Linked DNA regions of Homo sapiens: region 2 is linked to region 1. A link is an interaction called in ENCODE POLR2A ChIA-PET data of the cell type or tissue named here. Cell type or tissue: CD4-positive, alpha-beta T cell. All regions are shown on one strand.

Region 1 (5,000 bases):
CTCAAGTAATCCACCCACCTTGGCCTCCCAAAGTGCTGGGATTACAGGCATGAGCCACCACACCCGGCCTTATTTTGCTTTTATAAAAAACACTGTGTTGAACATCTTTGTGCATAAAGGGTTTTTTTTTTTTTATAGCTATGTTCTTTCTTTTCCCAGAAGTAGAATTCCTGGGTCAGAGAGTCTGAATTCTTTGAAATCCAGAGTGTAATGATTCTCTCCTCAGTCCTTTCTTACAGGAGAACTCCATTCAATGACTCAGCATAGCTCCAGTCAGCAGCCCTGCTGGGCTCTCTTCCTGTGTGGTGTCCACATGGTGAAGCCCTAAATAATATTCTGCAGATTGTTTATTTCATTTGGATACCAAGCTAAAAGCCAGTGGCAGATTTGGAGCCAACTATTAATTATTTATCATAACAAGGACAGGAATAACCTGTCGATATAAAAAGAAACCCAAGGAAAATCCCCAAATCTTGTTTTTGACATTGGTTTCCCCTCCTCTTTCCCAGCCCTTCCTGGAGTAACTGATCTTCCATGGAATTGAGGGAGGCCACCTTGTTCCCACTTTGGGGTTAGGAGGCATGTCAGTCACAAAGTGGGAAGCAAGAGGGAGGGGCTGAGGCTTGGGGCACTGGCCACCCTGGCACAGTTGAAGGGCCCCTTTAGGAAGGGGACGTGACTGTGCTTTTGAAGATCCATGTCACCATTTCATCTTTCTTTGAGCTGTCAAGTGACTTTTCTCAGTTACTGAGCCCTGGCTTTGGGCCCAGAGTGGAGCACTGTGAACCAAGCTGTGATCAGAAAGATGTCTATCTCCTTCCTGTGTAGCATTGACTTTCCTGTCAGATGAGTCAAATTGTGCCCAGTGGTGCCGACAGTTGAGTCTGTGGGAACTCACCAGCATGGTGGGAGTGGACCGAGAGGCGTAGGGAGAACTGGGGAGGTCAGCAACATTAGGAGCAAGAGGAACAGGAAGGCAGTTGAGGGAGCAGTGGGACCCTTTTCCTGCTATTACATGGCGGTTGCAAATTATCTGCCTCCTGCCAGCCTTACTTTGACCGAGAGGCCCATTTTCTTTCCCTACTAAAAGAATGCTTTCTTTTTTTATTTTCTTTCCTTTTCTTTTTTTTTATTTTTGAGACAGAGTTTCACTCTTGTTGCCCAGGCTGAAGTGCAATGGCACGATCTCAGCTCACTGCAACCTCTGCCTCCCGTGTTCAAGCGATTCTCCTGCCTCAGCCTCCCAAGTATCTGGGATTACAGGTGCCTGCCACTACGCCTGGCTAATTTTTGTATTTTTAGTAGAGACGGGGTTTCACCACGTTGGCCAGGCTGGTCTTGAACTCCTGACCTCAGGTGATCCGCCCGCCTCGGCCTCCCAATGTGTGGGGATTACAGGCGTGAGCCACTGCGCCCAGCCTATTTTTCTTTTTTTTAAGTAAATGGATTTGGGACTGATGATGTGTACCTAATGAACAGCCTCTGCAATGGGACAATTAAGGGACTGTTAAGTGACTTTTTGGTGCCTCAGTTTCTTCACTTGTAAATTGGACCAACAATACACATCTATTTCCTTGGGAGTGTTTTGGAAACTCACCAACTCTTCAGAGTATGGTGAACTCCCTGGTGATAAAAACAGTCGGGTCGGGTGTGCCGGCTCATACCTGTAATCCCAGCACTTTGGGAGGCCGAGGCGGGCGGATTGCTCGAGCCCAGGAATTCAAGACCAGCCTGAGCAACATGGCAAAACCCTGTCTCTATGAGAAATACAAAAATCAGTCGGATGTAGTGGCACACACCTGTAGCCCCAGCTACTCAGGAGGCTGAGGTGGAAGAATCACCTGAGCCCAAGGAGGTTGAGGCTGCTGTGAGCTGAGATCACGCCATAGCACTCCAGCCTGGGTAACAGAGCAAGATCCTGTCTCAAAACAAACAAATGAACAAAAAACAAAAAGACAGCTGATAGTTATTGCTCCTTTGAGCCGAAACCTGGGCGCGCCAGGCCACCAGGGCAGCCAGCTGTTGGTGTTTTCCACTGTGGGCTTGTCACAGGGGGAGCTAAAAATCTGTGTGGTTTGTCTTTGTGTGTTTGTGTGAAGGTTCAAGAAGACGTGGAAGCTGCGGGCTCTGAAGGAAGGCAAGACAAGCATGCATCCGCCGTACTCTTTGGGGCAGCTGGTCCCGGAGAGGCCTCGACCCACCCCAGTGCTTGTTCCTCTCATCTCCCCACCGGTGTCCCCCAGCAGCCTGGGGTCTGACAATACCTCGAGCCACAACCGACCAGATGCCAGGGACCCACGGAGCCCTTATGACATCAGCAATACAGACTACTTCTTCCCCAGATAGCTGGCTGGGTGGCACCAGCAGCCTGGACCCTGTGGATGATAAAACACAAACGGGCTCAGCAAAAGATGCTTCTCACTGCCATGCCAGCTTATCTCAGGGGTGTGCGGCCTTTGGCTTCACGGAAGAGCCTTGCGGAAGGTTCTACGCCAGGGGAAAATCAGCCTGCTCCAGCTGTTCAGCTGGTTGAGGTTTCAAACCTCCCTTTCCAAATGCCCAGCTTAAAGGGGCTAGAGTGAACTTGGGCCACTGTGAAGAGAACCATATCAAGACTCTTTGGACACTCACACGGACACTCAAAAGCTGGGCAGGTTGGTGGGGGCCTCGGTGTGGAGAAGCGGCTGGCAGCCCACCCCTCAACACCTCTGCACAAGCTGCACCCTCAGGCAGGTGGGATGGATTTCCAGCCAAAGCCTCCTCCAGCCGCCATGCTCCTGGCCCACTGCATCGTTTCATCTTCCAACTCAAACTCTTAAAACCCAAGTGCCTTAGCAAATTCTGTTTTTCTAGGCCTGGGGACGGCTTTTACTTAAACCGCCAAGGCTGGGGGAAGAAGCTCTCTCCTCCCTTTCTTCCCTACAGTTGAAAAACAGCTGAGGGTGAGTGGGTGAATAATACAGTATCTCAGGGCCTGGTCGTTTTCAACAGAATTATAATTAGTTCCTCATTAGCATTTTGCTAAATGTGAATGATGATCCTAGGCATTTGCTGAATACAGAGGCAACTGCATTGGCTTTGGGTTGCAGGACCTCAGGTGAGAAGCAGAGGAAGGAGAGGAGAGGGGCACAGGGTCTCTACCATCCCCTGTAGAGTGGGAGCTGAGTGGGGGATCACAGCCTCTGAAAACCAATGTTCTCTCTTCTCCACCTCCCACAAAGGAGAGCTAGCAGCAGGGAGGGCTTCTGCCATTTCTGAGATCAAAACGGTTTTACTGCAGCTTTGTTTGTTGTCAGCTGAACCTGGGTAACTAGGGAAGATAATATTAAGGAAGACAATGTGAAAAGAAAAATGAGCCTGGCAAGAATGTGTTTAAACTTGGTTTTTAAAAAACTGCTGACTGTTTTCTCTTGAGAGGGTGGAATATCCAATATTCGCTGTGTCAGCATAGAAGTAACTTACTTAGGTGTGGGGGAAGCACCATAACTTTGTTTAGCCCAAAACCAAGTCAAGTGAAAAAGGAGGAAGAGAAAAAATATTTTCCTGCCAGGCATGGTGGCCCACGCACTTCGGGAGGTCGAGGCAGGAGGATCACTTGAGTCCAGAAGTTTGAGATCAGCCTGGGCAATGTGATAAAACCCCATCTCTACAAAAAGCATAAAAATTAGCCAAGTGTGGTAGAGTGTGCCTGAAGTCCCAGATACTTGGGGGGCTGAGGTGGGAGGATCTCTTGAGCCTGGGAGGTCAAGGCTGCAGTGAGCCGAGATTGCACCACTGCACTCCAGCCTGGGTGACAGAGCAAGTGAGACCCTGTCTCAAAAAAAGAAAAAGAAAAAGAAAAAATATTTTCCCTATTAGAGAAGAGATTGTGGTTTCATTCTGTATTTTGTTTTTGTCTTAAAAAGTGGAAAAATAGCCTGCCTCTTCTCTACTCTAGGGAAAAACCAGCGTGTGACTACTCCCCCAGGTGGTTATGGAGAGGGTGTCCGGTCCCTGTCCCAGTGCCGAGAAGGAAGCCTCCCACGACTGCCCGGCAGGGTCCTAGAAATTCCCCACCCTGAAAGCCCTGAGCTTTCTGCTATCAAAGAGGTTTTAAAAAAATCCCATTTAAAAAAAATCCCTTACCTCGGTGCCTTCCTCTTTTTATTTAGTTCCTTGAGTTGATTCAGCTCTGCAAGAATTGAAGCAGGACTAAATGTCTAGTTGTAACACCATGATTAACCACTTCAGCTGACTTTTCTGTCCGAGCTTTGAAAATTCAGTGGTGTTAGTGGTTACCCAGTTAGCTCTCAAGTTATCAGGGTATTCCAGAGTGGGGATATGATTTAAATCAGCCGTGTAACCATGGACCCAATATTTACCAGACCACAAAACTTTTCTAATACTCTACCCTCTTAGAAAAACCACCACCATCACCAGACAGGTGCGAAAGGATGAAAGTGACCATGTTTTGTTTACGGTTTTCCAGGTTTAAGCTGTTACTGTCTTCAGTAAGCCGTGATTTTCATTGCTGGGCTTGTCTGTAGATTTTAGACCCTATTGCTGCTTGAGGCAACTCATCTTAGGTTGGCAAAAAGGCAGGATGGCCGGGCGCGGTGGCTCACGCCTGTAATCCTAGCACTTTGGGAGGCCAAGGTGGGAGGATTGCTTGAGCTCAGGAGTTTGAGACCAACCTGGGTAACATAGTGAGACACCATCTCTATTATGAACAATAACAGTTAAGAAAAAAAAAGGCAGGCAGGCGGTTATGGTGGTTCCCTCCCATCCCACCACATAAAGTTTCTGAGACTTGAGAACAGCAAAATGCTGTTAAAGGGAAATATTAAGAATGAGAATCTGCAGTAAGGGTGATTCTGTGCCCACAGTTCTTCAATTCTTTATACCGTTTTACCCACATGTGGTGTTACCAAAGCCGGGCAGAACCATGCTAGCGGAAGATGTGAAATCCAGATAGCTCATTATTGCCAAGAGCTAGGCAGCTTTGATCTCCAAATTGTTAT
Region 2 (5,000 bases), 79 kb before region 1:
GATGGGGTTTCACAATGTTGGCCAGGTTGGTCTCGAACTCCTGACCTCAGATGATCTGCCCGCCTCGGCCTCCCAAAGTGCTGGGATTACAGAAGTGAGCCACTGCACCTGGCCCTTTTTTAAGACAAAGTCTCCCTCTATCGCCCAGACTGGAGTGCAGTGGCACTGTGGCTCATGCCTGTAATTCCAGCACTTTTGGAGGCCGAGGTAGGCAGATCACTTGAGGTCAGGAGTTCAAGACCAGCCTGGGCAACATGGTGAAACTCCATCTCTACTAAAAATACAAAAATTAGCTGGGCATGGTGGTGCACGCCTGTAATCCCAGCTACTGGGGAGGCTGAGGCAGGAGAATCGCTTGAAACCGAGAGGCAGAGGTTGCAGCGAGCCGAGATCATGCCACTGCATTCCAGCCCAGGTGACAGAGACCCTGTCTCAAAACAAACAAACAAACAAACGAACCAACCAACCTCCAAATGACGATGCTTGAGCTTTAGCTCAGCTATCTCCAGTTGTCTTTGGGTAATGGGGGTGTCAAGTGGCAATGTTCCAAGTCTGGCTTATCTTGGGGGAACTAAATGGCTGTTATCATTCCCAGGCCTCACATCTACACTCTGCCTGATTCAGAGCAAGGGAGGGGGGTGTCTCCTGTGCCATCCACTGCTCTATCCTCAATCGAACCAAGCCCTTTGACCAGGGAAGTGCTGTGCCCTGTTTGTGCATGCTTGTAGGTACAGGGAAGAGACAGGTGGAGGGAGATCCCCTGACTAGCTTACATCAACCTGGCTCATCTCTGGAATTTGGGATGGAGTTAAACCCAACAACCCCTGGGCCTGCTCCAATGAAGACAGGGAGTGTTTATCAATGAGCAGTGACAATTACTACCTCTCCTGAGAGCAGATGAGTAGGTTTCAGGCATGGGGTTTCTCTAAGTCAGCAAAAAGCACCCGATCCCTAATGACAGAGGAGCAGTGTGTGTTAAATGTGTGTGTGCACATGTGTGAATAATTCAGGGCCCTCTAACCATGAGGCCCGGGACAAGAGCCACACTTGCCCACATGAAGTCAATGCTCTTGTCTGCAAGAACATTGTTTATTGTGGCTGGAGCCCAGATAACAAGGAGAAAGTGGCAAGAGATGAGGCAGGAGAGAAAAGCAGGGTGACTTCTGGAGAACCCTTTTCTCGGTGAAGGGATTTCAGCCTTATTCTGGGAATAAGCCAGAGCCCTGAGGGGTTTTAAGTGGAGGAGAGCCAGCCCCACCCCAACTCAGTGGCTTTAGGGGTCATTCTTCCCATGCTACCATTTCCCATGGTTCAAAGATTAACAATAGGGCTAACTTCCAATTTATTCAATTCTCAGGTTATTTATTCAATAATCTAGTGTTCTTCCTCTCTACTTCCTCCTCTTCAGTACCTTGTTGTGGGTGGAGCTCCAGGAAGAGGATGGGGCGTGGTGCCTAGAGGCGGAAGTGTGTATCTTGATTGTTTAACCTGGGAACCCTGAGGGCAGAGGGCGTAGGGGTTGGGAGAGGAAAGGAAGGCGCTAGGAAGACACTGGAAAGACCCCATAAGCGTAGCAGCTCCTAAACCACAGCTAAGCATGTCTGGAGGAGAAGCCTGAATCCGAAAGCAATGAGGAAATGATTAGTGGTTTCATAGTAGGTTGTCTGTAGCTGCAGACACACAGGCGTTTTTGTACACAGGTAAATACAGGCCTGTTCTGTTATTGACCACACGTTTGTATGAAGCTCCAAACTCATGTGTCCTCCTGTTCTCCTGTTTTTTTTTTTTTTTTTGAGACGGAGTTTCGCTCTTGTTGTCCAGGCTAGAGTGCAATGGCACGATCTCGGCTCACGGCAAACTCCACCTCCCAGGTTCAAGCGATTCTCCTGCCTCAGCCTCCTGAGTAGGTGGGATTACAGGCACGCGCCACCATGCCTGGGTAATTTTTGTATTTTTAGTAGAGACGAGGCTTCACTATGTTGACCAGGCTGGTCTCAAACTCCTGACCTTAGGTGATCCACCTACCTCAGCCTCCCAAAGTGCTGGAATTACAGGTGTGAGCAACTGTGCCTGGCCTCTCTGAAGTATTATTTGATATTTTTCTTTTGAAGTTTTCTTCTTCCTGTGTAGAAACTATTTCTGCAAATTGCTTTTCAGTCTGCTTTTTGCTCATTTGTTTTTATCTTCCATGTCTGAGGTTTTTTTCAGCTGTCTGGTGATCTTTGACTGATTATTTATAAGACAGGCAAATATCAGTTAAGTCCTTACAGTAAACATATGGTTTACTCAAGTTAGGATTATTTTAGGAGGATTTCTTTACAAAATGGCCATTTACAAAGACAGAGTATAGGAGAGCTATAACCTTTGGTTGAGAGACACAGGCAGCCTAAGAGAGGAACCCTCTAAGAGAAGAACCAGAGGAACAGATATCTTGATCTCACGCTCCTCCTCCCTCTGGTCTTCCGGGTTCTGCGTTGTCTAGACCAACTGCTAGTCAGAGGGTGTGGGGTATTGCTCATGTGGTCTCTTCCTGGAATACCCCCAGTGCAGAGGGCCAGGCAGCGTGGGTGGGGAGTAGCAAAGAGAAAGCTCTGACATGGGAACGAAGGCGCTGATTGGAAGCTCACATGGTGGGCATCTGGACGGGACTGTTTGCTGGGGGAGTCCCCACATGTCTGGATCTTTAGGTCTTTCGTCTGGGGCCAGTCAGGTTACCCAGAGAAGAATCTCCTTCTAGGAGGGAACAGGCCAGCCTGCCAGTGTTCTGGCCCCCGAAAGGAGGCAGAGGGCTGTGGGTCTTAGCCTGGGGCATTTGGCATACGCAGTCCCTTAGTTCCCGAGTTTACAAGCCATAGCCATGCTGTCAAATGTGCCTGGTATCACCCAGTTCAGAGACTCTCTGTTTTATCCTGTACAGAGAACAAGCTTGCAGATTTCTGTGGGAGGGAGGGAGGGGTAGTTACTCAGTAATGAAGGGTGCTTCTCAAACAGCTTTCAACCAGTCCTCCTTGTTTGCACACTCACACACTCAGAGACACACAAACTCAGTTCCAGAGGTACTTGGAGCTGCCAGTTCATGAGCGTTTTGAGGATTTTATGAATAGATGGGTTGCTTCTCAGTTTTCTCTGCTGGTCATTTAGGATTTGGCCTTTTTTGTTTTTTTTTTTTGTTTGTTTTTTTGGTTTTTTTTGAGACAATAGTCTCGCTCTGTCGCCCAGGCTGGAGTGCAGTGGCATGATCTTGGCTCACTACAACCTCCACCTCCCGGGTTCAAGAGATTTTCCTGCCTCAGCCTCCCGAGTAGCTGCAGCTAGAGGCATGCACCACCCCACCCAGCTAATTTTTGTATTTTTAGTAGCGAGGGAGTTTCACCATGTTGGCCAGGCTGGTCTTGAACTCCTGACTTCAAATGATTCACCGCCTCAGCCTCCTAGAGTGCTGGGATTATAGGCGTGAGCCACTGTGCCTGGCCAGGATTTGGGTATTTCAAGTTGGCTACATCAGTTGTCACCTAAACCCAGAGGGTTTTTTGGTTCCTGGGGTACATCTGGAATTTTCAAATCTTCTTTGGCTGAAACACAGTATATTTGAGAGAGGACTCAGAAGAAAGAGGAAGAAAAGGCATCATGGGGCCAGACTGGTAAGTGTTTGAGTAGATTGTACTTTTTTCTTTTTTTGAGACGGAGTTTTGCTCTTGTTGCCCAGGATGGAGTGCAATGGTGCAATCTTGGCTCACCGTAACCTCCGCCTCCCAGGTTCAAGCGATACTCCTGCCTCAGCCTCCTGAGTAGCTGGGATTACAGGTATGTGCCACCACGCCGGGCTAATTTTGTATTTTTAGTAGAGACGGGGTTTCACCATGTTGGTCAGGCTGGTCTTGAACTCCAGACCTCAGGTGATCTGCCCGCCTCGGCTTCCCAAAGTGCTGGGATTACAGGCGTGAGCCCCCGCACCTGGCTGAGTAGATTGTACTTAACTCTAGAGACCATGGGCTTAGGGGTGGGAAATAGCAACTGAGGTCTAGGTACATGGGTCCTTTGAGAAGTTTATTCTCTATTAGGTCCCAATTTTCTTTTTTCTTTTTTTTTTGAGACAGAGCCTCGCTCTGTCGCCCAGGCTGGAGTGCAGTGGCACAATCTTGGCCAAACCCGTCTGAGTCCCAATTTTTATTGCTTCCTATATGATGCCTCAATAGGGTGTGTGGAAACAGTAAACTATAAAGTGCTGTACTAATGTAATGCTTTATTTTTTGAATGCAGCCAGAATTTTCCTGTGTCTTTGCTCATACTGTTGCTTCTGCTTGGAGTTTTCTCTATCTTCTCCCTCACCTCTCCAATCCATCCATCTCTACTTATAGAAATGATATCTTTGGCCGGGTGTGGTGGCTCATGCCTGTAATCCCAGCACTTTGGGAGGCTGAGGCGGGTGGATCACAAGGTCAGGAGTTCAAGACCAGCCTGGCCAAGATGGTGAAACCCCGTCTCTACTTAAAATACAAAAACTTAGCTGGGCGTGGTGGCGCCTGTAATCCCAGCTACTTGGGAGGCTGAGGCAGAGAATTGCTTGAACCTGGGAGGATGGAGGTTGCCGTGAGCCGAGATCACGCCACTGGACTCCAGCCTGGGCGACAGAGTGAGACTCCATCTAAACAAACAAAAAAAAGAAATGATACCTTTAAGGCCCAGCTGAAGGTCAACTCTACTATGAGTCTGCTGCCCTCAAACTAAATGAGAACTTTCAAACTTTAATGATGGCCATTTTTTTCTCACCTCCATTCCTGCCCACCTGTATTAGTAAAGGTTCTCCAGAGAAATAGAATATATATTTATCTTCTATATATACGTATGAATATACAGAATATATATCTTCTGTATATATAGAATATACATCTTATATATAAATACATATCTATATGTTATAGATACATATCTTCTGTATATATAGAATATATATCTTCTCTCTATATACTATATAAAACATATTATATTAATAGGTAATA

What was found. ChIA-PET counts read pairs that join two places held together with the same protein. Peaks named below come from ENCODE experiments on the same cell type or tissue, not always from the same donor. Only the 100,000 strongest peaks of a DNase experiment are listed, where the experiment ranks them.
Region 2: POLR2A ChIA-PET joins it to region 1 with 9 read pairs; 9 of 35 experiments call an interaction of 5 or more read pairs at or near these places.

What each region holds. Positions count from the first base shown.
Region 1 is chr1:154,463,035-154,468,034 of GRCh38, forward strand. IL6R (interleukin 6 receptor) reads left to right here. Exons shown (of 10, transcript NM_000565.4): 10 at 2,100-5,000. The coding sequence ends at 2,346. Among named protein-coding and RNA genes, the nearest start is that of TDRD10, 37 kb to the right of the region's middle. RefSeq lists an enhancer at 1,931-2,432. In CD4-positive, alpha-beta T cell, no CTCF peak of the experiment used is centred here; DNase peaks (open chromatin) are centred at 767, 2,017, 4,367, 4,867 and 2 weaker places; H3K27ac peaks cover 4,743 bases.
Region 2 is chr1:154,384,274-154,389,273 of GRCh38, forward strand. No RefSeq gene overlaps it. Among named protein-coding and RNA genes, the nearest start is that of IL6R, 19 kb to the right of the region's middle. RefSeq lists an enhancer at 2,471-2,680. In CD4-positive, alpha-beta T cell, no CTCF peak of the experiment used is centred here; DNase peaks (open chromatin) are centred at 1,448 and 2,538; H3K4me3 peaks cover 888 bases; H3K27ac peaks cover 3,182 bases.